2 separate regions of the Homo sapiens genome follow, and region 2 is linked to region 1. Evidence: chromatin loops called from intact Hi-C (ENCODE). Cell type or tissue: heart right ventricle. All regions are shown on one strand. Each heading gives the region's core, and the rest is flanking DNA. Links, peaks and the distances in the headings are about the cores only. Region 1 overlaps DCC (DCC netrin 1 receptor). Region 2 overlaps LOC124904304.

Region 1 (15,485 bases), core at 4,586-8,585:
AAATCTACGTCTGATTGGTGTACCTGAAAGTGACGGGGAGAATGGAACCAAGTTGGAAGACACTCTTCAGGATATTATCCAGGAGAACTTCTCAAGACAGGCCAACATTCAAATTCAGGAAATACAGAGAACACCATAAAGATACTCCTCGAGAACAGCTACCCCAAGGCACATAATCGTCAAATTGTCAGATTCACCAAGGTTGAAATGAAGGAAAAAATGTTAAGGGCAGCCAGAGAGAAAGGTCGGGTTACCCACAAAGGGAAGCCCATCAGACTATCAGCGGATCTCTCGGCAGAAACTCTATAAGCCAGAAAGAGTGGGGGCCAATATTCAACATTCTTAAAGAATTTTCTTTCTTTCTTTTTTTTTTTTTTTTTGAGATGGAGTCTTGCTCTGTTACCCAGGCTGGAATGCAGTGTGCGATCTTGGCTCACTGCAACCTCTGCCTCCCAGGTTCAAGCAATTCTCTGCCTCAGCCTCCTGAGTAGCTGGGATTACAGGTGCCCACCACCATGCTCAGCTAGTTTTTGTATTTTTAGTAGAAATGGGGTTTCACCATCTTGGTCAGGCTGGTCTTGAACTCCTGACCTCAGGTGCTCCACCAGCCTTGGCCTCCCAAAGTGCTGGGATTACAGGCATGAGTCACCACGCCTGGCCTCTTAAAGAATTTTCAACCCAGAATTTCATATCCAGCCAAACTAAGCTTTGTAAGTGAAAGAGAAATAAAATCCTTTACAGACAAACAAATGCTGAGAGATTTTTGTCACCACCAGGCCTGCCTTACAAGAGCTCCTGAAGGAGGCACTAAACATGGAAAGGAACAACCGGTACTAGCCACTGCAAAAACATACCAAATTGTAAAGACCATTGACATGATGAAGAAACTGCATTAATTAACAGGCAAAATAACCAGCTAGCATCATAATGACAGGATTAAATACACACATAACAATATTAACCTTAAGTGCAAACAGGCTAAATTCTCCAATTAGAGTGGCAAATTGGATAAAGAATCAAGACCCATCAGTGTGCTGTATTCAGGAGACCCATCTCACGTGCAGGCACACATAGGCTCAAAATGAAGGGATAGAGGAAGATTTACCAAGCAAATGGAAAGCAAGAAAAAGCAGAGGTTGCAATCCTAGTCTCTGATAAAACAGACTTTAAGCCAACAAAGATCAAAAGAGACAAAGAAGGCCATTACATAATGGTTAAAGGGATCAATGCAACAAGAAGAGCTAAGTATCCTAAATGTATATGCACCCAATGCAGGAGCACCCAGATTCATAAAGCAAGTTCTTATAGACCTACAAAGAGATTTAGACTCCCACACAATAATAGTGGGTGACTTTAACAGCCCACTGTCAACATTAGATCAATGAGATAGAAAATTAACAAGGATATCCATTACTTGAACTCAGCTCTGGACCAAACAGACACCCACACAACCCTCCAGCCCACATCAACAGAATATACATTCTTTGTAGCACTACATCACAGTTATTCTAAAATTGACCATATAATTGGAGGTAAAACACTCTTCAGCAAATGGAAAGGAACGGAAATAATAAACAGTCTCTCAGACCACAGTGCAATCAAATTAGAACTCAAGATTATGAAACTCACTCAAAACCACACAACTACATGGAAACTGAACAACCTGCTCCTGAATGACTACTGGGTAAATAACAAAATTAAGGCAGAAATAAAGATGTTCTTTGAAACCAATGAGAACAAAGACACAACATACCAGAATCTCTGGGACACATTTAAAGCAGTGTGTACAGGGAAAGTTATAGTACTAAATGCACACAACAGAAAGCAGAAAAGATCTGAAATCAACACCATAACATCACAATTAAAAGAACTAGAGAAGCAAGAGCAAACAAATTCAAAAGCTAGCAGAAGACAAGAAATAACTAAGATCAGAGCAGAACTGAAGGAGATAGAGACAGGAAAAAGCTAGCAGAAGACAAGAAATAACTAAGATCAGAGCAGAACTGAAGGAGATAGAGACAGGAAAAACCCTTCAAAAAATCAATGAATCAAGGAGCTGGTTTTTTGAAAAGATCAACAAAATAGACTGCTAGCCAGACTACTAAAGAAGAAAAGAGAGAAGAATCAAATAGGCACAATCAACAATGATAAAGGGGATATCACCACTGATCCCACAAAAATCAAACTACCATCAGAGAATACTATAAACACCTCTGTGCAAATAAACTAGAAAGTCTAGAGAAATGGATAAATTCCTGGACACATACATGGAACGTATCTCAAAATAATAAGAGCTATTTACAACAAACCCACAGCCAATATCATACTGAATGGGCAAAAACTGGAAGCATTCCCTTTGAAAACTGGCACAAGACAAGGATGCCCTCTCTCTCACTACTCCTATTCAACATAGTGTTGGAAGTTCTGGCCAGGGCAATCAGGCAGGAGGAAGAAATAAAGAGTATTCAATTAGGAAGAGAGGAAGTCAAATTGTCTCTGTTTGCAGAAGACATGATTGTATATTTAGAAAACCCCATCATCTCAGCCCTAAATCTCCTTAAGCTGATAAGCAACTTCAGCAAAGGCTCAGGATACAAAATCAGTGTGCAAAAATCACAAGCATTCCTATACATCAATAACAGACAAACAGAGAGCCAAATCATGAGTGAACTCCCATTCACAATTGCTACAAAGAGAACAAAATAATACCTAGGAATACAACTTACAAGGAATGTGAAGGACATCTTCAAAGAGAACTACAAACCACTGCTCAAGGAAATAAGAGAGGACACAAACAAATGGAAAAATATTCCATGCTCATAGATAGGAAGAATCAATACCATGAAAATGACCACATTGCCCAAAATAATTTATAGATTCAACGCTACCCCATCAGGCTACCATTGACTTTCTTCACAGAATTGGAAAAAACTACTTTAAATTTCATATGGAACGAGAAAAGAGCTCATATAGCCAAGAGAATCATAGCCAAGAGAATCCTAAGCAAAAAAGAACAAAGCTGGAGGCATCATGCTACCTGACTTCAAAATATTCTACAAGGCTACAGTAACCAAAACAGCATGGTACTGGTACCAAAACAGATATACAGACCAACAGAACAGAACGGATGCCTCAGAAATAATACCACACATCTACAACCATCTGATCTTTGACAAACCTGACAAAAACAGGCAATGGGGAAAGGATTCCCTATTTAATAAATGGTGTTGGGAAAACTGGCTAGCCATATGCAGAAGGCTGAAACTGGATCCCTTCTTTACACCTTATACAAAAATTAACTCAAGATGGATTAAAGACTTAAACATAAGACCTAAAACCATAAAAACCCTAGAAGAAAACCTAGGCAATACCATTCAGGACATAAGCACGGGAAAAGACTTCATGACTAAAACACCAAAAGCAATGACAACAAAAGCCAAAACTGACAAAAGGGATCTAATTAAAGATCTTCTGCACAACAAAAAAGCTATCATCAGAGTGAACAGGCAACCTACAGAATGGGAGAAAATTTTTGCAATCTATCCATCTGACAAAAGACTAATATTTATTTAGAAGCTACAAAGCACTTAAACAAATTTACAATAAAAAAAAATCCCATCAAAAAGTGGGCAAAGGATATGAACAGACACTTCTCAAAAGAAGACATTTATGCAGCCAACAAACATATGAAAAAATGCTCATCATCACTGGTCATTAGAGAAATGCAAATCAAAACCGCAATGAGATACCATCTCAGGCCAGTTAGAATAGCTATCATTAAAAAGTCAGGAAACAACAGATGCTGGAGAGGATGTGGAGACATAGGAAGGCTTTTACACTGTTGGTTGGAGTGTAAATTAGCTCAACCATTGTGGAAGACAGTGTGGCAATTCCTCAAGAATCTAGAACTAGAAATACCATTTGGCCCAGAATCATGCCCAAAGGATTATAAATCATTCTACTATAAAGAAACATGCATGTGTATATTTATTGTGGCACTCTTCACAATAGCAAAGACTTGGAAGCAATCCAAATGCCCATCAACGATGGACTGGATAAAGAAAATGTGGCACATATACACCATGGAATACAATGCAGCCATAAAAAAGGATGAGTTTATATCCTTTGTAGGGAGGAAACCATCATTCTCAGCAAACTAACACAAGAACAGAAAACCAAACACCACATGTTCTCACTCATAAGTGGGAGATGAACAATGAGGACACATGTACACCAAGGCCTCTCGGGGATTGGAGGGTAGGGGAGGGATAGCATTAGGAAAAATACCTAATGTAGATGATGGGTTGGTGGGTGCAGCAAACCACCATGGCACGTGTATATCTATGTAACAAACCTGTACATTCTGCACATGTACCCCAGAAATTAAAGTATAATAAAGAAATCTACATTATTGTGATTGTAAGTTTAATAGAATGTACATGCATTTGTTAGTCTTTTGAAATTTGGTCTCTTATTTTGAAAACTTTCATATTTCACATGAATTCTGATTACGCCACTGAATTTTCTTTTTTCCTAATCCTACTCTTTAACGCCATTGCTCCTCATCAGCATCTCCAAAAACAAAAATTGTCTGCATGCCCAGTCTTCTATCCCCAAGTTTTCAGCTGGCTCCTGTGATCCTGGCTGCAAACAAACATCATGATATGGCTCTTGACTTTGACAGAAGTAAAAATGGCTTTACATAGGTAGGTCCCCTCTTTAGCAAAATCCATCCTTAGTACCACATAGGGAGAATAGGAAAGTGCCTAATGTACTAGACAGGAGTGAGAGGGCCCTTCCTCAAGACGGAATATATCACCAATCCCTAAGGGACAATTTCTGTTGTGTTCAAAATGAATACAATGAACAGGTATAGGATTTCCATCTATAATTCATAATTCTTATATTTTAAGTGGAGCAAAATAAATGCTTTTTGGAACTGCCTGACACTTAAGGCAGCAAAAACCCTTTAACAAATACAATAGCAACTGGTCCGCCAGTGAAATACTCTCATTTCAGATGAGCACTTTTGTCCAGTTCAGGCACTGGCTTTAGGACACCTATGTGAAACAAAACAAATTGGCTTAGTGGCATGACATTTAGCTCTGCCAAGATCTCTGAAAGCAAAGAAACCTGCTTTTGTCCATGACGTGCCCCTGCTCTGCAATTCAGAGTATCGAGTGAGAATCAAATACATGCTAGCAAGGCACTTGTTGTTACATGATGAAATAGTCAGAATTCATTATACAAATAGCATACCATTACACAGCAGAGTCAAATCTCAAGGTACTTTATAATAATTAATGTCAATACATATAAATAATTGCTACAGAATAACTGGGAAAATATTATAAAAATGGAAATGAGGAATTTTCTTCTATATAAAAACTACAATATGTGATTGATAGAAATATAGCAAGCCAATAACTCTAAGCAAAGACTGAGTCATGAACACTTCTAGAAACCCAATTCACTCATTAACCTCAGAAGAACGACGTAACACAATATTTTTACATAACCCCAGTTTCTTACAGCCTGTATTTTTTTAAAATACCCTAGAGATTACTCTATGAACTCCATTGCACTCCTCATTTTATCTAGGTCAAGTTTCATTTATTAGTTGATTTCCCATTTGAGGGAGAACAGAGGCAGAAAAATAGCATGAATAAAGCTGACCAGCCTTCCCACTAGTTAAGACAATGTCAGAACTAAAAGGAAGAGTGGAAATCACTTAAACTGCTCCTCTACCACCTACTTGTTTCAAAGACAAGAAAGTGGGGGCACCAATTTTGTACTGATTTGTAGAAATGAGGCCCCAAGACTATCTATTGGTTGAAGTTTTCAAATACAATGCAGCTAAACTGTTCCCTAGGGATAACTCATTTGCTTATTGAGGCTAAGAGCAGTACTGCAGTTACTTATTAAGAAGAAGAAATATTTGTCCATCACAACTATATAAATATAAATATTATTTACTGATAGGTCAGCGAATACATGTAATGCAAATGTATGTACCATATCTTTTCTTTCCTTATGGTTGGAGAGAAATTCAGCTTTATTTGTGCCTTCAGAAGGCAGCAGACCTTTGGAATAGGACTTTAGTGATTCATTTCATTTCTTATAAAACTCAAAGGTCTTTCAGATAACTTTGGAGGAAAAAGAGTTTCCACCTTGGCAAAGTCAACTTTTTCTTTTAATACGTGTGCCTTTCTCTGTTTCCCAAGGCGACTAATAAGATATATCCACCCAGATTCATGAAATGTTTTCTGCTTGAGAGAGAACAGGAATGTTTGTTTAGTGTTCTCTAAGGCATTTAGAAACCAATAGGGAATGACGGGAAATGGGAAGTTAGTTAATTGTTTCTGACAGTGATTTAGAGAATATTTAGTTTCCTAGAAAGGAGGGTGAGTGTTATTTATTTTAAACAGTCACTTGGAACACATATTAGATCTTAGTTGCTTTGCATTGTGCATAGCTTTGCTCAAAAAGTTCTTGATGAATGACTGAAGATGTATTTATTTTAAAAATCTGTAAAATCTTGGGCAGGAGTAGAACATCCAATGCCTTTTCATTTTAGATAAAGTTAAAAAATCACTAAGCATTTTGTCGTATAACTACTTTTATTTAATAATCCTTACTTTAAAAAATAAAAACATCTTCTAGAGAATAAATATTTTAATCAATTAATTTCTTTTTTTTTTTTCTGCCTCAGCCTCCTGAGTAGCTGGGACTATAGGCGCATGCCACCATGCCCAGCAATTTTTTTTGTATTTTTAGTAGAGATGCGGTTTCACCATGTTGGCCAGGATGGTCTCGATGTCTTGACCTCGTGATCTGCCTGCCTCAGCCTCCCAAAATGCTGGGAATACAGGCATGAGCCACCTCGCCTGGCCCAATCAATTAATTTCTAATAGATTTTATTTTTAGAGGCATTTGAGGTTCACAAGAAAATTGAGCAGAAGGTACAGAGATTTCTCACAAGCCTCCTATCCCACATACACACAACCTACTCACTCTCAAAATCACAAGTCACACATGAGACTTTTAACCACAGATAAAAACAAATTTTATACTAGTCAATTCCCTTTATTCATTTTCGTTGAGCTTTAACTTTTGGAATCATTTTCCCCATGATTCAATAAGAGAGAGTTTCACATGCTGCACCAATTTAAGAGGAAAGAGGAAAACGGAAAGAGTAAATTGATGTTGGATCTCAATGAATAAATTTTCAAAAGAAAACTATGCCTTTAAAAAAAGGGACAAGAAATGAGTAACACAACACGAATAAAAATAGTGAATTACTAATTTTAAAAGTCCTGAATTTTGGCTTGTACCAGTCATGATGGAGAAACCCGATAAAGGTCATTCTACACATTCTTTTTTTTTAATTTGAAATAAATAGAGTCTAGCTCCATCACCCAGGCTGGATTGCAGTGTCACACTCTCAGCTCAATGCAATCTCCACCTCTCAGGCTTAAAAGATTCTCATGCCTCAGCCTCCCAAATAGCTGGGACTATAGGCATGCGCCACCACACCCAACTAATTTAGAAGAGACAGGGTTTCACCATATTGGCCAGGCTTGTCTCCAAATCCTGACCTCAAGTGATCTGCCCACCTCAGCCTCTGAAAGTCTACACATTCTTTTCATGTTTCCCTTTAAAGTCAGAGAATATACAAGAAATCAAAAGAGTGTAGGAGACAACAAACCAATAGACCGAATACTAAACTAACATTAAAACTTGTCTTTTTTTTTGTTGCAGAGAGCTTCATTTTAGAAGTGAAGAAGGCACTTGTGGGCTCTCAATTCTTTGATTGGAATTCCATTTCCAGTTGTCTTGGGATTTGAAAATTTTGGTTATTAGACTTTCTACATCTTTCCTATTTAATTCCCTTCAATGCAGTTTGGGCAACTATTTTTCCTCGAGTTTTTGCACACAACTCTATTCTGTAGATATTATGTGCAGTGAGAAAAGAGAAAATAAATCTAATTCTCCCTTGGCAGATCTTTGATGCCTTTTAATTCTAACCTTGCTGTATCTAGACGATTTATGATTTCTTAGAGCTGTCCCTGTTTGGTTAGAAAAATATACCTTACCTCAAAAATATATTTTATTGTTGTTACTATCATATCTATTACAAAACATCCTATCTCACATGAGCTGCTGAGTCACCTGTTCTAAGAGATGAAAACCATAAAATAGATTTTAAAACACTGTGCTCAAAAAAAAAAAAAAAAAAAGAGTCAAATGGCACAGCAGAAATCACCAGGGTGTATATAATAGCTTGAGAGTCTCTTTTCATTCCTACCTTCCTTCAAAGAAATGAAATAATACCCTGGAAATCCTTTTTTTCTGATAATTAATTTTTAAAGCTGAAAAAGTATCACTTACCTGATTAAAGAAATCTAAAGCATTCACCCAAGTTATTGGTTCATCAGCAATCAGTGAGACATAACCAACAGATACCAAATATGTTGGAAGATATCACTTGATTATTAATTTCCTATTTAATAGGACATATTAATTTCAAGTACCCATCACATCATTGTTTGATGGAACCACTTGACATTTGTTTCCCCACCACTTCCCCTTGTATTGTCAGTGGAGTGTGCTGTGGAAAGGTGCCTAGGGAATCAGTACAAATGCACATGAGCTAGGATCCAAAGCACTGTGTTGGAAAGGAACATTCTAGTACCACAGTCATAGGGAAATCAACTTTTCTAAGGGATAAGGTCAGAATGCAACATATTTTACAAGACACCTTTGCTATTATTCATTTGTGCTTATTAAAAAGAGAGGAAAATGCATTACACTGACTTCTTCCTGCTCCGAAACCTCGGTCCACTGAGAGTGTTGGGAATGGCACAGGCCGGAGAGTGAACTGCGGGTGGGGATATCCACAGGTGGGAGACGGGAGGATTCCTGGGTACTGGGCACTTTCTAGCGTTGGCACCGGGATGGCGCTCACGACAGCTGCAAAAGAAAAAGGTTAATGGGTTTTTTGAACCTTATGTATTCACTCAACAAGCAAAAAAGAAAACGGTGGAATTTTCAGATCCTCAAATCTATACACACTCTTCATAGTATCAACTAGGTTCCCTTACTTACCTCTCTCCACCAATCCCACTTTTTACTTTAGAAAAGACAGCTCATCCCTCAAGCATCATACTACGAAATATTACCCTGCAGTTTAAAACATTCCAGGGCTCCAAACAAAGAAACAGTTAATCAAGTTACCATAAATCCACCTTAACATTTTATGTCGGTCATGTTGTTTGTTTGTCTTGGTCTTAGTCTTTCTTTTAAGGATGAACTATGGCATTAGAAAGGTTAGGTTGTTCACAAATCAAATATATTGTGTAGAGTGGGTTGAAAAAATGTTGGGAATTTTCCATTAATTCTGTAAAAGAATGTATTGCTCTTGAGGGACAGTCGAGAGAGAGAGAAGCAAAGTGTTTTCTCAATAGTCATACTTAGGATTTATCTTTAAATAGAAAATATCTTCAAATACCCAAATCAGTGCAGGTGAGTGACATATTAAGTGTAACTGAATGTTTTTCAGGAATATCAACTTTTTTTAGTTACAGTGGCTGAAACCCACAGATAAAAAACATACAAAATATCTTCTAGGTTTAGATAGTATTGTTCAATTTCATTATTCAATAGCTATTCAATTATAATATATATTAAATATTCCAATTGTAGTCAATCTTTATCTTATATTTTCTTATAAAATGTTTAGCATTCCCTATCTTTTATTATGCCAAAGCAAAATTTAAGTCAGCTACCTGAATGATCAGTTTTAGCAGTATATTCCTGTCTATGAAATTAATAATTTATTTTTATTTATTTAGATGGTAATGCCAATAACTGGAGTTCAACATACACATACATGCATGCACATTTACCAAATGAAAATCTTTTCTTTTGTCATATTCCTCATTTTATAACATTATAATTGTAGATACAAATTACACTGCATATTGTAACTCAATGAGAAGCAACATATAGATTTCTTTTAAATTCTAACTGAAAATTCAGATTAAATATATAAAAGATAAAAGATTTTAAAAGGGCTGCTTCTAGTAAACTAGCTATTGAAATTATATACCAGAATTTATTTTTCAGTATATTTATAACGTTTCTTAAAATGCATTTGAACATGTTTACTTAAACTGAAAAATGAAGTCAGACTGTTTCAGATAAAGCATTTTGATGGACTGGTTTGAAAATGAAGAGTGACTCTGCTAATCAGATTAAATGATTAGTATTTCCTATAAATTGAATAAAAATATAAATCATTTAAAGATAAATCATTTCAACAAAAATTGCTTTAGTGAAGATCTAAGTGATATTTCAATTTTCCTAATCTTGTCTTTATTTTTCAGTAAAAAATTGTTGGGTTTTATTGGGTTTTTGTTCTATCACAAATTCTTGCTTTGGAGTGTAGAGGAGTGATGACATTAATAGAATTTTTTTAAAAATACATGTTATTGTGTATATTAGAGGTTTATGACATATTTTGAGACACATATAGATACATGTAGATAGTAGGTTGGTTACCATAGTGAAGTAGATTAACATATCTATCGGCTCACAGTTACTTTTTGTGACAAAGTAACATAGTAGCTAAAATGTACTTATTTAACAAAAATCCCTAATACAATACAATTGTATTAACTTTAGTTCTCATGCTGTAGGTTAGGTCTCTAGACTTGTTCATCTCACATGTCTGCTATTTTGCATTCTTTGGCCTACATCTCCCCATTTCCTCTCCCCCTCCCACCTGTGGGAACCACTGTTTCATTCTCTATCTCTGTGTATTTGAGCTTATATATGTATTATTTCACACATATATTTCACATATAAATGGGATTGTTGAAAGGTTCATACTACCCAAAGCAATATGCAGATTTAACACAATCCCCATCAAAATTCTAATGGCATTCTTCACAGAGATAGAAAAAAATCTTAAAATTTCTATGAAACCATAACAAATATTGAATAACCAAAGCAATACTGAGAAAGAAAAACAAAGTTGGAGGCACTGCACTTCCTGATTAGAAATTATGTTAAAAAGGTATAGTCTCTTCCATAAATGGTGCTGGGGGAATGATTTTCACATTGAAAATAATGAAATTGGACCCTTATCTCACACCATACAGAAAAATTAACACAAAATGGATAAAATACCTACATGTAAGACCCAGAAGTTAATTCCTAGGAGAGAGCATAGGTGAAAAGCTCCTTGATTTTGGTCTTGTTTATGATCTTTTTAGGTTTCACACCAAAAGCTTGGCTTCAAAATCAAAAATAAATAAATGAAACTGCACCAGACTAAAAAGCTTCTGCACAGCAAAGGAAATAATCACCAAAAGAAAAGGCAACCTAATCTTGTCTTTATATATTGTTACAAAAAGTGCCTCTCGGTGAAAGCAATTTTCAAGTTTATTTTAAAATTGCTGATAAATTTTGGTACAGCTTTTTATTGTGAACCTCCTAGAAAACAAGAAAGTAAATAACTTGAATGAGTAACAAATACTTCTGCAAGTCAGGTGGTTTCTAACATTTTCATTTAGAGCATAATTGAAGGAAAATCTCAGGTAGTTGTTAGTTGAAAAATTATCAAAAATAACAGAATAAGAAGTCACAATGTGATTTTGGCATGTAATTTGGGAGAAGTTCAAATTGTTCAGTGATTGCTATAAAGATCTCATTGTTATAGTACTCATTCATATATATATACACACACACTATATCTATCTATCTATCTATCTATCTATCTATCTATCTATCTATCTATCTATCTATGCAAACATAGGCAAAGGTTTCACAGTGTTTAGATCAACAACAAGCACACTGGAATAGAATTAATGCAATAAGCAACATTCATACATGGATGTATGCAATTAATGTACAAAAAGCCCCATTCATGTCATTAAGTGATAACACTCCAATAAAATTTTACGCTATATGCCATTGTGGAGAAACACTAATTGTAATGTTAACAAGATCCATAGGAAAGAAAATTAACAAAGACTCATAGTCACTGGAAATACAAACATAAAATAAAATTTTGGTTTATATAAATTTTATGCTGCAAAAAAATAAGATAGATATATAATCAAAAAAAGACCCACAAACATAAAAATAGATCATGTTTGTATGTTAATCTGTGGGGAAAATAAATTGTAGATTCCAGTTCAAGGAGAAAAATGAGTGGTGTTAACTTCTATCTGTTAACAAGGCACTTCCTCACATATTTTTTAAGGGGATGATGTTGATATCAAACTACTATGGTATTTTTGTGCTTTTAGATTGGTTTAAAAGCATGTTACATCAGAAAAATTCCATCTTTCACAGGTATTTAATGTGTAACAAAATATTTTAAGTGTCAAATTTTAAATATATGAGGGGATACATAGTTTTTCTAAATTATTTTAGAGAAGACATGAATGAACATTTGAGAGTAATTAGTACAAAGCACAATGCCTCAATAAAGATATTTTATGAAAAGCACATTATGGATATATAAACACGTAAACAGACTCCAGAAAAAGGGAAATTTAAAAAATGACAAGGAAACTTTTAAAAAGAATCAGAGATTCAAACCAGATACCAGCCAAAATGTTATAAATTCCTTAAAGAAATAAGTTATAATTTTGTTGTCTTTGTGTCTTTTCTAGGACAGTGCTAGAGATACTTCATATTTTTCAAGTGAGTTTAATATGAAGGATTTTCTAGGAGTATTATTTAGAAATCTGTCATTTTAACACACTGGAGACTTTTAGAGTGACTTGATATATGATTTACTCTCCTGGGGTATATAGTTAATATAATAATAATGATAATAATAATGTAGTTGAACACATTTGTAAATATAAGCCATACCAGAGCATAAAGTCTATTTTTAAACAACTCAAATTCCCAGACTCTGAGGCAGTCAACTGAATTATTTCACCTGTCTTACTGATCAAATGGATCACTGCAGTCATTAAAGTGGATTGCTAGATTGCAAAACATTCCCAGTATTGATACTTTTTACTCATAAATGTGACAATGTTAGTCTCCTTTAAATATAGAAAATACTCATTCCACAAACTGTGCATACTATATTTTATTATCAAAATGAGTATATTATAATACAAGCAATAATATTATTAACAAATGTTTCACAGTACGTTTAGAAAAAGAGTTTCATACGTATCTTCTGATTTGGAGCCAAACAAATTTGGAGAGAGAAACATAAAACAATTTTGCAAGCCATATAATCTTTTAGTTAGAGTGCTGAGAGCACTCTAGAGACTGAACTTACACTGCAGTTCCAAGTCTTTCATTACTGAAGAAAGAAATTTTACTTTCTAATAGTTTTGTATTTTTGCTGCTGACCTGATTACAAAGGGTTTACAAATAATAAACCTTCTTTCAAAAATAATAAATCTGTTGTATGTTTCTGCATCTCAAAAGTGTTCATTATTTTGTGACATCAGATAGAATAGCCAGTATCCCAAAGCTTCGATCTTGAAGTATTTTATTCTATGATTCATTTCTGAAAAGGCACAGAAGTCTACATTTACTTATAACAAAAAATAATCATTCTTAAAGTAAGTTGGATAAAACATTAGGTATTAGGATATCTTTTGGTATTTTTCCCCTTGACGTCAGTTTTGAAAGTCGGAAATACACACACACACAAACACACACATACACACAAACACACAAATGCTTCAACTCAAAGCATTCACTCCACTGCTATGTTTATGTAAAACAGCTCAGAGAGCGATATCATCAAGCATTTTCAATAAATCTCTGCTCTGCGGCAAAATATGACAAGAAATCTGTTCTGACACAGCTTTCTGACAATTGAATTTATCTCTGACATTGATGCACAAAATTTTTCAAGTAGAAATTCCCTCACCAAATTACTTAGCTCCCTGAACAAGGCACATTGGTATTTGAAAACTTCCATAATATTCTAAAATGTTAGCACTAAATACTACCTATAGGAAATCAAAAGTAAAGATTTTTTTAAGCTACAATGTTTAAGAAATAATAAAACCCTCCCTAGATATTTCTCAACATGGTACTTGACAGAATTGAGAGATTTGTTGAGGAGACGAAGGAGACAAAGATAATGGTATGTCGAAATGAAAGAGCTTAACTGAAATGATTTTTCATTCTGCCTCTTTTTATCTTCTCTTTTCCACAATGACCTGTATATTATCTGGGACATTTGGAAATTTAGCCTCTATTGTCCTTGATATTCATATCTCCTTCACATTTTCAGGTGTTCTTTGATAAGCAAGTGCCACAGAATGACATTCACAAGTATCCACAAACTCCATAGAGGGTCGCTTTTGGAAAAGCCCTAAGATTCATAAATATGTGCTTTGCAGTTATTCTTAATATAATGGTAAAGAGTCCTAAGTGCTGAAGTAAAACTGCCTGGATTCGTTACCTAGTTCTACTCCTTGCTAGTGAATAAGCATCATAGCCAGCGTCAAAGATGCCTCCCACTGATCCCACTTCATGGAGTTCACATGCCTGTTGGGTTCCCTTGCACATTTTACCAGGATTGGTCTGGTGAGCAGTAGAATGTGGCAGAAATGATGGTATGTCTCTTCTAAGATAAGGTTTAAAAAGATTGTACATGCTCACTCTGTTTTTCTCTCTCTCTCCTCTCTTCTCTATTTTAGATCACTCATGCTGGGGAAAGCCAGGTGTCATGTCTTGGGGAATCCAGGTGTTATGTCTTAAGGACAGGCTGGCAGACCTGTGCATACGCCCATGTAGCGAGAAACTAGACCCTCAGCTCAAGACACTGAAAGAAACCTCATGAAACAACTTGAAGCTCTGACCCTGAACCACCTAGCTAAACTGCTCTTAGATACCTGATTCTCAGATACTATTGAGAAAATAAACAATAATTATTTTATGTTGCTACATTTTGGGAGTAATTTGTTACATGATAATAGCTACACGTTGAAGAGCAAATTATTCACGCTCTGTTTTTCAGTTTCCTCATCTGCACAATGGAGTACCGATTTTATGATGTGGTTGTGAGGATTTAAGAGATCATCCACAGAGAAGTGCAACAGAGTACAGGGTCAGAAGTCAGCACCCCATAAATGTTGGGCATTGTAATTAATTTGCAAGGCTGCAACAGATCCATCCAAAACTGCATTGAATATCTTTTTTAATTGAAAATATTGTTTAAAACATCCTGTCTTACATTTGAAAAAAAGAGTGCTATGCATTAAGATAGAGGAAAATAAATAATAGTTTTTAAATTCAAATTTGAACCTGAGGGAAGTATGACCCTGAAAGATTTTTGACATGAGAAAGATAATTTCTAGTTCAAGTTCTTGTTTTGTCATTTATAAGCTGAAGGAAGGCATTTATTGAAGTCTATCTGGCCCAATTTTAATGTGGTTTATACACGCTTTCCAAGATGAGACAGAATGTGGACTGGCTGGCTTAGTGCT
Region 2 (15,485 bases), core at 6,442-10,441, 63 kb before region 1:
TAGTTTAGCCTGGTTAGTAGATCAAAAAAGAAAATCACAGATGTCTAGATAGTGCACTAACACACAAAGTGAACCTCAGGTGTAATCTCATGTTTCTTAGTGTTGAAGTAAATTAAAATGGAGACCAGGCCTGAAGAATCCCTGAGCAGACAAAACCAGTTAGCCCTCATAAGTGACCTCAAACTCGCGTAAGTTGCAAACATTTGTGAAACTTAACTTGGGTCATTTCTGGTAATGCTTGTGTTAGACAGAAATAAAACTTAGTCCCAGCCAATCATAAGCAGTCAACCAACATACAATGATGTGATCTGGGGCTTTTCAACAAGGTACCTAAAACTAGGCAAAGCAATCAAATAATTCCTTGTTTTGTTTCTGTATTTTTCTTTTTTTTAAAGCCATTATTTTAGAATCAGGGGTACATTTGCAGGTTTTTTACGAAGGTATATTGTGTGATGCTAAGGTTTAGAGTACAAATGAAACCATTACTCAAGTAATGAGCATAGTATCCAATAAGTACTTTTTCAGCCCTTGCCTCCCGCCCTCTTTTCCCCCTCTAGTAGTCCCCAGTATCTATTGTTCCCATGTTTATATCCACATCTACCAAATGTTTAGCTCTCACTTATGAGTGAGAACATGCAGTCTTTGGTTTTCTTCTCCCATGTTAGTTCACCTAGGATAATGGCCTTCAGCTTCATCCATGTTGCTGCAAAGGGCATGATTTCTTTCTTTTTTATGGCTGCATACTATTCCATGATTTATATGTACCACATTTTCTTTATCCATATCACTGTTGATGGGCACACCTGGGTTGATTCCATGTTTTTGTTACTGTGAATAGCCCAATGATGAACATACAGTTGCATATGTCTTTTGGTAGAACAATTAATTTTCCTTTGGGTATTTACCCAGCAATGGGATTCCTGGGTCAAATGGTAGTTCAACTCTTCAGTTTCTTGAGAAATCTCCAAATGTCTCTCCACAGAGGCTGAACTAATTTACATTACCACTAACAGTGTATAAGTGTTTCTTTTTCTCTGCAGGCTTGCCAACATGTTATTTTTTGACTTCTTAACAAAGCTATTCTGATTGGTGAGATGGTATCTCATTGTAGTTTTCATTTGCATTTCTCTGATGATTAGTGGTGTTGGCATTTTTTCATATGTTTCTTGGCCACTTGTATGTCTTTTGAGAAGTGTCTGTTCATGCCCTTTGCTCATTTTTTAATAGAGTTGTTTGGTTTTTTTGCTGGTTAATTTGTTAAGTTCCTTATAGATTCTAAGTACTAAACCTTCATTGGATGCATAGTTTATAAATATTTTCTCCCATTCTGTAGGTTGTCTATTTACTCTGTTGATAGTTTCTTTTGTTGTGCGGAAACTCTTTAGTTTAAATGGGTTCCACTTGTCAATTTTTGTGTTTATCACAATTGCTTTCAAGGACTTAGTGAAGGCCAATATCAAGATGGGTATTTCCTAGGTTTTCTTATAGGATTTTTATAGTTTGAGATCTTACATTTAAGTCTTTAATGAATCTTGAGTCAATTGCCAGCATCATTTATTGAGTAAGGAATCTTTTCCTCATTGCTTATTTTATCAACTTTGTTGAAGATCAGATGATTGTAGGTGTGTAAACTTTTTTTCAGGTCTCTCTATTCTGTTCCATTGGTCTGTGTATCCAACAGCAGTACCACACAGTTTTGTCATCGAAAAAATAAACCTCTTTAAGTTTGGTTCATTCTTCATAATTCTCCAATTAATTAATTGTTGTTTACTCAAATACACACTAAATGTTTATTGTGCCCCAGATTTTTCTTTAACATTAGTGACTGGTTAATTCCTTCATGAATCAAATGCATGCCAATTCCAAGAGATCAAGTTGAAAGAGACACCCTTTTTGTTTTGCAAATCATGGGATTTATGAAAAAGATGAAGCATGGGTGATGGAGAGAACATTCTCAAAGAAGCATAATCTCCAATTTGAGAATAAACATTTCCGTTTTGCTTTGAGTTGGAAAAAAAAAAACCTCTCTTTTTCATCTTAGCATTACTCTAACAACAGGTGACTGTTATCCTGCACAAATGTTTTATTTCATTGACATTGTCTCTAAATGATGATTCAGTGGCAAACCTGAGCATGAGTTCTGAACTACTACTTCTCTTTCTGTGTTTCACAGACCTTAGAAATTTTATTGGAGGATGTCAACCGGGATTAATGAAAGTATTTTCTATTATATCATATTTAAACACATAGATGACGGGAGAGTAAACTAACTCATAATAAATAGCATGTGTTAATGCTTTCATCTGAATTTAAAATGGTGGTTTTCTAATAAATTTATCATGGGTTAGTATTCTATTGGTCAAAATGGGTTATTATACTTTATTTAGAAATGATGGCATTTCTCCCTGGTGGTAATGGTTCTTTCCATTTCAGACATTCACATAGCCAATGGATGCGATTTTGTGTGTGTTATTTGGATCAGCAGATAAAGATGACAACAAGCTATGCTTGTTGTTGTCTTCTAAAATCTGACGGACTGACATATTGAATATTGTTCAGGTCTGGTAACTCTGTAGTAGTTTATCATCTATTTCTTTTATGTGTATTTTTCTAATGGCTTAAAATGTCAGATTTTTATATTCATTTGTGTTAATGGTTTGACAACCTGTACAATCCATGTCATTTATTTCCTAGTTTAGAACAAATATTTGTATTACGTGTTGTAAATGTCCAGTGCCTCTGCATGTCTGGAAGTGGCATCAAATTCCTTTTTTCTTTGTTTTTGTTTTTTCTCATTTTTTTCATTCCATATTACAACAATGAAACTAACAATCTCAAAAAAGTATTAGTTACCATTACTGAGTGCCTATTATTTGCCACTAATCCTGCTAGGAACTTTACAATTAATCTCTTCTTATCCTTTACAAACATTCTTGTATAGTTTTATTTTTCATTTTATAGATAAGGAAAGTAAGAGTTAACTAAGTTAAATACCTGGCTTAAGATCGCACAGCTTCTTCACATTTGAGCTGCTAGTTCAGCTTGTATCTCTCTGTTTCCAAACATAAATTCTTCTCTACCATTTCATCTATCGTTAATTTATTATTTGACAATATACACAACTGTAGATACCAAGGGAATGGTGATTTTCAAAAGATGAAATCTTAAGTCAACTTTTTCAGGTAGATAACTGCCTCCAGAAACTCTCTCCTTTAGAAACGGACTCCATACAACTTATAGGGAAATATCAAAAACAGTCAGTCACCATGAACCTCTTTAATTCTTACTATGGTTTGAGATTTAGAATTCTTGGGGGTATGGAGGATTTAATTTAAATAATATAAAACTTACTTTTATATTTACATGTATTTAAAATCATGATGTCTAAGCAAATTAATTATACAATTAGGATCGTAGGGCAAATGTTTAGCCCATGTTGTAGGACTGGCTGATTTAAAGCACTTTAGAAGTGCCATTAACATAAAAAATTGCTGTGCTTCTTTGAAAGAGATCTACTTATTATCTATTCATTAAAGCTGATCAAAGAATTTTGCTTGATAATGATTTGTTAGCCTTCTTCAAGTTTCTATATTTACTGAAAAGTCATTAACCTGCACTCTTTAAGCATATCATATAACGGCTTTGGTTCCATACTAATCATGATTGTTCTCTCCAAGTGGTCCTCAGCAGTGAAGTTTTTCTATATATAGAATATGCTTAGATCATATGTGGTGGGTTGTTTTTTTTTCTCACAAAATCTTAGATATCTAGACAGAAATAAAGTGTCGGACTGCATTCAGAAATGACCATTGGACAGATATTTTGATGAATTTTGCTCAGTAGTATCAGGATTTATGGTTGTAATGGCCCCTGGAGCCATGGGACTACATAAAGACATCATACTCCAATTCATGGTTATTATTTTGGGTTATTGTATTTACCCTCATGAAACCAAGAACCACAAACCACATGAGAGGTTTATAGTGTGACAGACAGCTCACGCCCATCCCATCTCAAAAGTCTGCATTAATATTTTCAAAAGACTTAGTACATAAGAACTCTCTTATTTCAGCCCAATTTTTTGTAAATCTGTTTCCAAATCCTGTCCTCTTGCCACTCCAAAATAGGAGTGTTCATATCACATTACATCACATGGTAGAGAGAAGGGCAGAGGCAGAAAGAGAATGTTATTAGAAAAGAGTAATGAGAAAACATCCCCATAAATTAGGTAACATTGATTCTCAGAAGACACATTCTCTTCCTTATAATCTCTGAGAATCTAGCTATAGTCAAGGAAGGATATGTCAATTTGAAAGGCATGGCCTAGGGCCTTCTCCATGGCCAGAGACACTCAAATTATATAAATTCTATGTATTGTGAACAGATGAAAATCATTTACACACAATAGGGTAGGGGGCATAGCCCAGCTTAACAGGTAGGAAAACACAAAGCTGGATGGCACTGCTTAATACAAGTTGACAGGGGTCTGAAACAGTGCCTCATCTGAAGGACATGGAGAGAAACATTTTTAACCAGATGATTTTTAACATCAGGAAAGGATTGAGGCTGCAAGAGCCACATGACTTTTTTTCTGATGAATTAAACTTGCTTTTTCCTTCCAAACCAGTGAGTGTGTACAGATACTTCCAGAAGTACCTGAGTGTTCATTGTACTCATATGTGTTCTGCGGACATGAAGTCTATAATAATATTATGCTTTGAGCTACACTACCATGCAATGGAAGAGAAATTGCTATCTTGCCCTATGGCTTCTGTGCTTTCTGCTAACTGCCACTTTCACTGAGTATCTCAACTTAATTTCCTAAGTAAATAGCATTAAACTTGTCACTGCTAATTTTCTCTCAACATCTATTAAATATCCACATTGTGGATTTGTTTTTGACAGGAAAATTTAGGCTGGTTCCGTTTTATGTTTCAGAAATATGTCAAGGGAAGATTAGCTCAGAGACAATACCTGTCATGAGCCACAAAGAAGACAGATGAGTGTGTACATGAGTGTGTACAAACTTAGCTATACAGTTTCTTTAAAAAATTAAATCTGATTACCTGTCTATAAGTGCAAACTATTTTGATTAAATTCTATAAAACAGCAAAAAAGAATTTTAGTCAGTGTGCCAATGTTTTCTTTCAGAAATCACATCAACCAACTGGTTTTCTGCCATTTGTAATTGTAATACTAATTCTGCCACTATGCATGTTGAGAGAGGTGACAGTAACATTTTCTTCTTATTTTTAGGAAGCAGTTGTTCTTTTAGGGACAGGTCCTTCAATTCCTCTATGAAAAATCACAAAGGCTCACATAATACCAAAATTTGAATAAAATTCCAGAGCATCATGAACACATTTCTACCTCTCCACAATCCAAATGTAAGCATCTAGAGCATGGATTTTTGACCTTGTCCTAAAATTGTATAGTTCTTGAGACTTGTGATATCATATTAATCAATTTTGCATTATTCACAGAGTCTGATTCAATGCCTTGAAATAAGCTGGTTCTTAAATATCTGTAGAATTGATTAGCATAGAAATAAAGTAGGATCATTTTTACATTTACATTGTTAAGACCAATTATTTTTTTAAAAAGATATTTTAATATCTGCTCTGAAACAGAATAGAATCCAGAAATTGAAATCAACTCACACATACATGGTAGACTTATTTTTAATAAAGTTACACAGGTGATTTAGGAAGGAGAGTATATCTTTTTAACAAATGGTGCTGTAAGAATTGGCTATTCATATGGGAAAAAAGTGAACCATGGCCATAACTAACATCACACATAAAAATTAACCTTAAATGGAGCATAGAACTAAACATAGATGCAAACACTATAAAACTTCTAGAAGAAAACATAGTCAAAAATAGTTGTGGCATTGGAGTAGAAATTTTTTTAGGGCACAAAATTCATAAACAATAATGAAAATCATTGATAAATTAAACTTATCAAAATAAAAAACTTTCATCCTTAAAATACACAAATAATAAATGAAAATTCAAGCCACAGATTGGGAACAATTATTTCACTGTATCTGAAAAAGTGCTTGTATCCAGAATTTATAAAGAACTCTCACAGCTTAATAAAAAAATGACAAACCACCCAGTTAAGTAAATGAGTCAAAGATTGAACAGGAATCTCACAAAAGAAGATATACAAATGTCACATAAAAGATTTAACGACTAAGGAATGAAAATTAAAACAATGGAATACCATTACATTCCCCATAGAATGGCTAAAATGAAGGAGACTGATGATATCAATTATTAGGATGTTGATCAACTGGAACTCTCATACACTGCTAGTGGGAGCACAAAATGGTGCAATCATTGAGAAACAGTTTAGTCATTTCTTCTAAGGTTAAACATATGTTTATCATGTCACCTGCATGATTCTGTGTTCCTACTTATTTCCCATGAGAAATGAAAACATATGTCCATTTAAAAATTTGTGTTCAAATTTTTATAGCAGCTTTATTCATAAAAGCCCAGACTGGAAGAGTTTAAATGTCCATCAACAGGTGAAAGGATAACAACAAAAATAATTGTGTGTTTGTTTTGAGATGGAGTCTCGCTCTGTTGCTCAGGCTGGAGTGCAGTGGCATGATCACAGCTCACTGCAACCTCCGTCTTCCGGGTTCAAGCAATTCTCCTGCCTCAGCCTCCCAAGTAGCTAGGACTACAGGCACGCACCACCACACCCAGCTAATTTTTGTATTTTTAGTAGAGGCAGATTTTTGCCATGTTGGCCAGCCTGGTCTCAAACTCCTGACCTCAAGTGATCTACCCATCTCAGCCTCCCAAAGTGCTGGGATTACAGGTGTGAGCCACTGTGGCCAACCTCAATAATGTGCATTTTTAATGACATATTTTGATAATATATCGTAGTATTATTCAGCAATAAAAAAGGAACAGACTACTGACATACACATCAACAAGGATGCATCTCAAATCATTTTGAATGAAAGAAGCTAGACACAAATAAGCACAAACTGTGTGATTCCACTTATGTGAAATTCTACAGTAGACCTAATGACAGAACACAGCCAAGAGTTGTCTGGAGCTGGGTATGTGTGTGTTGGCAGAGGCGGAGAGGGGATATAGACTGGGAAGGGACAAAGGGGAGCTCTTTAGGCTCTAATATTTTATATCTTGAGTGTTATGGTTATATGGTGCAGATATTTGTCAAAATTCATTGCACTTATAACTGCTGCATTTTATTTTATGCAATTATATTAGTTTCCGGGGGCTACCATAACAAAGTACCACAATCTGGGTGGCTTAAAACAACATAAATTTATTCTCTTACAGTTCTCTAGGCAAAGAGTATGAAATCAAAGTGTCAGCAGGGCCATGCTCCCTCTGCAGGCTCTAGGGAAGAAGCCTTCCTTGCCTCTTCCTAGCTTCTGGTGTTCCTGGGGGATTCTTGGCTTGTGCCAGTGTAACTGGTATGCCTCTGTCTTCACATCGCCTTTTCCTCTCTGTATCTCTTTGTCCAAATTTAAATTTCTGTATTCTTGTAGAGACACCAGCCATTAGATTAGGGGCCATCTCATTTTAATTTGATTATAACTGCAAAGACCTTATTTCTAAATAACGGTATAGTCTGAAATTCTGGGTAGACATGAATTTTGGGGAACACTGTTTAAACTAGTAGAGCAATTCATCTCATCAAAGCTGATTTAAAATAAGTGAGAATAAAGATATATCATACCTTCTTGATATCCATTAATACTTTTGAAAAAGTCAATACATATTTTCAAGAAATATCCAGAATTCTAGACACCACCACCTGCATGTGCCAATTTGATGATAAAGGCTTTTTTTTTAAAATTAAGGAATAATTGTCAATGCTCACAGGAAATAATATTTGGAGAATTTTACTTTACATTCAAGGGGTACATGTGCATGTTTGTTACCTGGGTGTATTGTGAAATGTTGGGGATTGCACTTGTAGTATACCCATCACCCAAATATTGAACATTGCACCCAGTAGGTAACTTTCCAACTCTCACACGCCTCCCACCCTTGCCCCATTTGGAGTCCCAGGTATGTATTATTTCCATCTTTATCTCCATGTGTACTTATTGTTTAGCACCTACATATTTGGACTATTGAATTGCTAATCACACTGCCCAATTAAGAGCAATAACTTGAATTTCGTTACTAACAAAAATCATGTTTAGTAATAGCCACAGAATTTCTGAAAGCACAATTGTTTCTTGGGTTCAAACGTGACTTATTACTGCTTGTGAAAGACCATTCTGTCTAGTACCCAGCAGAGTCCTTTGCACCTCTCAACCCTCAGTGCAAAGGCACTCCAAGTCATTTAGAAGCTTAGCAGCCTTTTGCTCGGATGAGGGGACAGCAGGGAGACACAGCCAAGGAAAGGTCAAGTAGGGGCATATGAACAAAGTTAATGGGAAATTTAATAGAGTCCTCTGGTTTCTCGCCCCACTTCCTGGCACTGGCTCTCTGTGTGGGAGTGACCCCATAGAGAAGTTTTGCTCGAGTAATTTGGCGTACATCCACTTAACAGAAGGCACAAGGCCAGAACACAGCGGTTCAAATCCCACAAGGCAGGTTACTTGTGTGATGGGATAAGAGGGAGGCAATAAAGCTGGCCCATCAGAATCGGTCAGCTGCTACAAGAAGGAGGATGGAAGCAGCTTTAATTGCTTCCTTTTGCTTAAATAGGAGATACAAGACAGATTTTCTGTCTGTAATCGCCACACAGAAGAATGGGAAGAAAAACTTAAACATACCAACAATGTGCATAGCATTTTACAGCTTAGAAATTGCTTTATATATTTTTAATTTATTCTTGCAATAAACCTATGAAGTTAGCAGGGCTTATTGGCCACATTTTATGGAGAGAGGAGTTGGGTTAAGTGAATTGTTCAAGGTAGAGAATGAACCATCTGGGATTCAAATTTAGTGCTTCTGGCATACCTATTGCTTTTATTATGGTTATTTCTAAGATCACAATAGTATCCCTACTGACTGATATGTTACCTCACAAAGAGATATTGAAGTGAATAAATGAATTGTCAGCAATGTTCACAATATTTCCATCTTCAACCAAACAGCCTTCTGAGGTAGGACACCCTAGTGAGATAAACCAAGCTTTATTCCTAAATGTCATATTGATGAGGCTCATGTTAGAAGCTTAGCAAATACTTGATAAAAGAATGAACAGACATTACTCAAGTACCCACCTTTTAGAAAAACAAATTTAAAAGATTAAGAGTATATAAACAATGCTATCTCATATGTGTTACCATGGCTTTCCCATTAAGCCACATCCAAAAACAGCCTTGAAAATTTACCAAATTGGTAAATACTAACATGGGTCAGTGTTCCTTTCCTATCCTGTGTGTAAGAAATGCTGTGTTTAACATGGAACTCATCTTACAGGTCTCAGCTTACATATAATACTCTCTGCAAAGCCCGGTTTGACTCTGTAAGTCTGGGCCCAAACTCAGTAAACGGAAGCTTAAAGGCAGTGTCTGTCTCAGGTGATCAAGCAAATAGTGAATAATCAATAAATACTTTCTCACTGAATTCTCAAAGAGATACTAACAAGTGAAACTGCTCATGGGGTTGAAATGATGAGAACAGTTGTCCTAGGTATCCACATGGAATTGGTTCCAGGACCGCTGCAAATACCAAAATTATGAATGCTCAAGTCCTCTATGTAAAATGGTGCAGTATTTGCATATAACCTAGGCACATCCTCCCATATGCTTTAAAATATCTCCAGATTACCTACAACACATAATACGATGTAAATGCTGTGTAAACAGATGTATGCTGTGTTGTTTTTCTATTTGCATTACTTTTATTGTCACTTTTTTTGTTTTGTTTTTGTGTTTTTTAATTTATTTTTCCATAAGTTATTGGGGTACAGGTGGTATTTGGTTACTTGAGTAAGTTCTTTAGTGGCGATTTGTGAGATTTTGGTGCACCCATCGCCCGAGCGGTATACACTGCACCATATTCGTAGTCTTTTATCCCTTGCCTCCCTCTCACTCTTCCTCCCAAGTCCCCAAAGTCCATTGTATCATTCTTATGCCTTTTCATACTCATAGGTTAGCTCCCACATATCAGTGAGAACATACGATGTTTGGTTTTCCGTTCCTGAGGTACATCACTTAGAATAATAGTCTCCAATCTCATCCAGGTCACTGCAAATGCTGTTAATTCATTCCTTTTTATGGCTGCATAGTATTCCGTCTGTCAGAGTTCTATACACACTGGCTGCAGGCATATTCCAATCTTGTCAGAACAGTAAATCTGGGGAGTCTTTTTTGTACCAGTGTCCCTGGTTTGCATATGAGCTTTCTAATGTTGTTGAAGACTGATCGTGTGAACCAATAAATTTCCCATCACTGTCCAAGCTTTGTTTTAATTCCTGAAAACTAAAAGAGATCCCCTTACACTGTTGGAGGCCTTAGATTTCAGCTCAAATCTCTCTGGGTATTCTGGAAGGTTGGTCTAGAAAAGCCCAAGCTCACTTCCATTTTATTTCATTTTATTGCTCTTTAAGTCTCACATTTAAGGATCTTTTTTATTTTTTTTTACCTTCATATTTTAGATTTAAAAATTCTTAGCATAATTCTGGACTAAGGTGCAGTATTTGTCCATGACAGAAAAAGCCAAGATGAAAGAGATTTCAAAAGTATGGAATGAGTCTTCTGCACCATGAACACTTTCATAGATTCAAAAGTAGAAGAATCTGGTGTTCAGGGGCTCTGTTTTTTAGTATCTTAAACTCTGAGGTTCATCTGTGTTCGAAATAATTATCTGAAATAATCTCCCTAATTCACTCCCTCATCAGTGTTAGCATTAAAGTATAAGCTAGAGAAGAAAATAGTATAACTGGGGCATTCTGCATATTCATAGATACATACATTCACATTCGCATTTGTAGCATAGTCTTAGTTACTATACTTTAAATAACACTTATCTGTATTTAATTACATATTTATATAAAAATATATTTGTAAAAAGGATTAATGTAAGATGTTCTCCTCTATGAAAAATCTGGAGATTGTTTCCAGAACACTTTGTTTTTATTCTAGATCTGATTTTATTGCAAGACTTGAAGAAAAACGTTAATTGATAATTTGCTGTCCTCAATAAGTGAATATTAATATTCCCTCAGTGTCCAATGTGCCTCTGTAGATGCAACACAGAGTTGAAGAGAAAGGACAGATGGGGTGATCAGTTGTTTCAAAAAGAATAGAACAACAAAGGAGACTAACGGTGCATATCATTATATCTAATCATATTAATAATAAGAGACAATGCTATTGGCTGTAATTTTTCTCAGGGCAAAGAACTTCTGAGAAAAATTCTCTGATATTCTTAACATTTTGAAATGCAGTGATAGGTAAAGAAGCTTGCAGATCAAATTGGCTCTTTTTGGGTTGTTACTTAAACACATAATTTTAGAGTTTAATACATCCTTTGGGATCAAAAGAGTCATTAAGAAGCCATTTATCTACAAGAAATATCAGCAAGAAAGCACTGAATCCAGATGGTTATAAAGTTTTATTTTAGGAAATATTCAGTGATAAAGTATACCCATTTTTAACTGAGAGTTGCAAATAGGCAGTGCAGCTATTTCATCTTAATTTAGTAAACATTTCCTTCTTGAAACTGAAGCAAGATGTGAATTTCCAAAAATGTGGGAATTTCCTCTAAGATGTGAATTTCCAAAAAGCTCACTTTATACTTTAACATGAATCTAGTAAGCCTCACACAAAATGTAAGATTGTTTTTTTAAAAAAAAATTTTTAAACAATGGAAAATCAGGCAAAATGAGAAGACTCTGTAGTTTACTTCCCCTCCCCCTGCTTGGATAAGAGTAAGTATCCAAGAATATAATAAAATGTATTGACTTGAAACATAAGTCTGATGGGAATAATACCAATGGCTTTTTAGAATAATCAGCCCGAATGTATAGGTTTGGAGGGAAGTACTTTAGCAATCAAAATATCTTTGCCATGATCAGGAAACATTTTTAGCCCTATTCTCTGATGGTGTATTAAGGTAACTAACATAGTGTAGTCTTCTAAACTTTAAATCTTACCCTAGAGAGGTCTAGTAAACTTCCGTTATTTTGCTACCTAGCATGTACCTTTCCTTCCTTCTGGTAGTGAATCCATAGTGTCTTTTCCTTCTCTATTCTCATCCCATGGGCTCCAAGGCAATTGACACCATCCCTGGGCTTCAGAGGAGGAGTAGGTGAATAAAACTAAGAAGAAAGAAAATTGCAATCACTTGTTTACAGTGATGGGGTCAGGGAAGAACCCATGATCCATGTCTAGCCAACCAGGGCCAAGGAGAGTCAATTCTGGAACTACTATTTGCATTATCCAGGAAGCAGTTTTCTCATGGGAGCCCCCAGGTGGAAGGTGATAGTGGAGATGTGTCTGAAGTTAGTCTATCCCTACATTGTTCAGGTACCCAAGCCAATATATAGTTTCTTTCTGAAATTTAAGTTAGAAGTTTGAGTTAATTTTCTACTGAGTACAGCAGAGTTCTTATTGATACATGAGATGAGAATAGAGATCAACTGGAGATCTTGTAAATATTACAGATTCTCAGACCCCACCCCAGACCAACTGAACTAGTGTCTCTGATAGGGGCCTAGGGTTTCATAGTTTAACAAGAGTTCCAGGTGGTTTCTATAATCATGATAGATTAGAAACACTTTCTCAGGGAATTCCTAGGGACTAGCAGTTGAATGTTACTCCATTTAGTGATAAAAAGTACATATTTTAGAGCTGACAGAAGTGGTTTCAAGGCCCAGCTGTTTGCATATGAATTGGTTGAATTGGGTGATTAATGGCAAGGTACACAAGTACCCTAGTTTCTGTTTCTTCACCAATAAACTTGCAGTGATAGTATTTTACACATAGGAGTGTTTTCTGTAGTAGGTGAGATATGTGCTGAGTCTCCCTTATCTGAAATACTTGGGACCAGAAATGTTTCAGATTTCAGATTTTTTTTGGATATTGAAATATTTTTATTATACCTATGAGCTGAACATTCCTAATCCAAAAATCCAAAATTCTAAAAGCTCAGACTTGCATTTCCTTTGAGCATTACGTCAGCATTAAGAAATGTTCAGGTTTTGGAGCATTTCCAATTTTGGATTTTCAGATTAGGGATGTTCAACTTGCAATTGACACAGAATGTTGCACATATTGATATTCAATTTTATTAGTGTTTATTATTTGTTTATCAGAGTAAGTCAAACTTCTCTGAAACACTGGGGAAACAGTTCAAATCGAAGACACTACAGTCAGAGTTTCTATTGAAAATAAACTAGAACTGAACAGTGGGCTACACCCAACATTGTTAAATATGTTAATTATATTATTTTTATCAAATACTTGACCTTAGACCATATATGGTACATTATTTCTTAAAGATGATGCAACAACAAATTGAATTCAACAAATTCATTCTTTCATTCTTTCAGTTTGACCTTCATGTGCAAAGTCATGTTGAAAATGCCTTTAGTGTACAAAGCACATTTAGGAAGGCCACAAATTTAGTCTGAAAATAATCACCTTTTGTAACTTTGGGTCTAAGGAGCATTCCAATTTGACCCAAGAGAATCCAGAGGAAGAAGCAATACCTTTACTTGCTGTAAAGTCTGGTCTAGAGGTCTTCTCTCTCGTTTAGATAGATAAATGTGACAGGAGAATGCCAGGATAAAGTTTTCATTTACTATTACCACGGAACAAGCACTATATTATACCAGCTGGCCACAGAATTCCTTCCATAGAAGAAATTCTTTGGGGAGAAAGAAACTTAATTAGCTTCTTGGGTTAGGAGGTGAGAGCCTAATGCTCTGAGTGTTAGTAATAGGCTGAACAACAAAACAGGTAGTCATGCTTCCCTGAGGGAAAGAACGAGAGGAATTTTAATTTTTGAAATATTCTATAAGGAATAGAACATAACAGAGACACCATGAAAGGAAGGGAAAAAGAGGGGAGTCTGAGAGATTTTGTAAGGGCAGGAGTTACATGGTTTCAGGGTCTGTGGAATTTTCCTTCTGAAAAACTGACTCAAGGATATTTTATAATAGGAATGTTTTTGGGAGGCCAAGGCAGGCAGATCACGAGATCAAGAGATTGAGACTATTCTGGCCAACATGGTGAAACCCTGTCTCTACTAAAAATACAAAAATTAGCTGGGCATGGTGGCACGCACCTGTAGTCCCACCTACTTGGGAGGCTGAGACAGGAGAATCACTTGAACCTGGGAGACGGAGGTTGCAGTGAGCCAAGATCGTGCCACTGCACTCCAGCATTGTGAATAGCGAGACTCCATCTCAAAAAAAAAAAAAAAAAGGAATGTTTGCATTGCTATAATTGATGGAAAACCCTCGTAGGCCCTCTCTTGTCTTCCTGTCTTCAACTGCATCTTCAGTAAAGTCTGCTATTTTCACTTCTATTTTGTTGTTGTTGTTTTAATGAGGAAATGGTTGCACCAAGAAGATACCCAACAGAATCTGGATGCCCAGAAACAAGACCTAAGATGACATTTCCTACTCTGCCCCTTTGGAAGTTCACAGAAGTCTTAGCGTGGACCTTGAACCCTCATCAGATGTAGAATTGCTGTTAGAATCCCCTACAGGTACAGTCTTCTCCTCATGCTCATATTTTTAGATCATAAAGGATATGTGAATGGCTATTTTCTGGGTAAAAGTACTTATAATACAGGTTGACTATCCCTTATCTGAAATACTTGAGACCAGAAGTGTTTCCAATTTTGGATTATTTTTGGTTTTGGGGTATTTTCATCATACTGGTAGTGTATCTCAAATCTGAACATCTGAAATCTGAAATGCTCCAATGGGCACTCCTTTGGGTATCATGACAGTGCTCAAGGATACTTTTACTAGCCTCTTTGAATTTGGCTTTTGTCTCTTCTTTTATTACATTTTAGAATTCGTGGTCTTGTGTGGATTGAGCTTTACACAATGGGGCAGGGTGAGAATTGTCATCTCAGAGTCTTGTTTCTGGGCAGCCAGATTCTGTAGGGTGTCTTACTGAGGTAACCATTTCCTCATTAAAAATGAAAACAACAATAAAAAAGTGAAAGTAGTAGACATTACTGGAAGCTGGGTTGAAGATAGGAAAAGAGGGCTCCAGGGGGGTTTCACATTAATTGTAGTAATGCAAACATTTCTATTAAAAAATGTCCCTGAGTCATTTTGTCAGAAGGAAAATTCCACAGACCCTGAAACCCAGCATATTAGTTTCCTGTGGCTACTATAACAAATTACCACAAATTTAGTGCTTTTAAACAACAGAAAATTATTATCCCACAGTTCTGGAAGCCAGAGTCTGAAATCTGGGATGAAATCACGTGTCACCTGGAGCAGCCTCTGTCCAGAGGCTCTAGGGTAGGATCCATCCCTTGCCTTTTCTGGCTCCTGGTGGCTGT

Evidence for each region. Hi-C counts contacts between places; a loop is a spot of excess contacts. Peaks named below come from ENCODE experiments on the same cell type or tissue, not always from the same donor. Only the 100,000 strongest peaks of a DNase experiment are listed, where the experiment ranks them.
Region 2: it touches region 1 in a loop (12-fold over the local background); 2 of 110 quality-filtered maps call a loop at or near these places.

The regions. Positions count from the first base shown.
Region 1 is chr18:53,480,285-53,495,769 of GRCh38, reverse strand. It overlaps DCC (DCC netrin 1 receptor), which reads right to left. Exons shown (of 29, transcript NM_005215.4): 26 at 8,812-8,973. LOC124904304 reads left to right here. Exons shown (of 4, transcript XR_007066375.1): 4 at 14,697-14,935. Among named protein-coding and RNA genes, the nearest start is that of LINC01919, 80 kb to the left of the region's middle. In heart right ventricle, for the core only: no CTCF peak of the experiment used is centred there; no DNase peak of the experiment used is centred there.
Region 2 is chr18:53,545,130-53,560,614 of GRCh38, reverse strand. All of the region lies in intron 2 of LOC124904304, which reads left to right. Among named protein-coding and RNA genes, the nearest start is that of LINC01919, 16 kb to the left of the region's middle. In heart right ventricle, for the core only: no CTCF peak of the experiment used is centred there; a DNase peak (open chromatin) is centred at 8,507.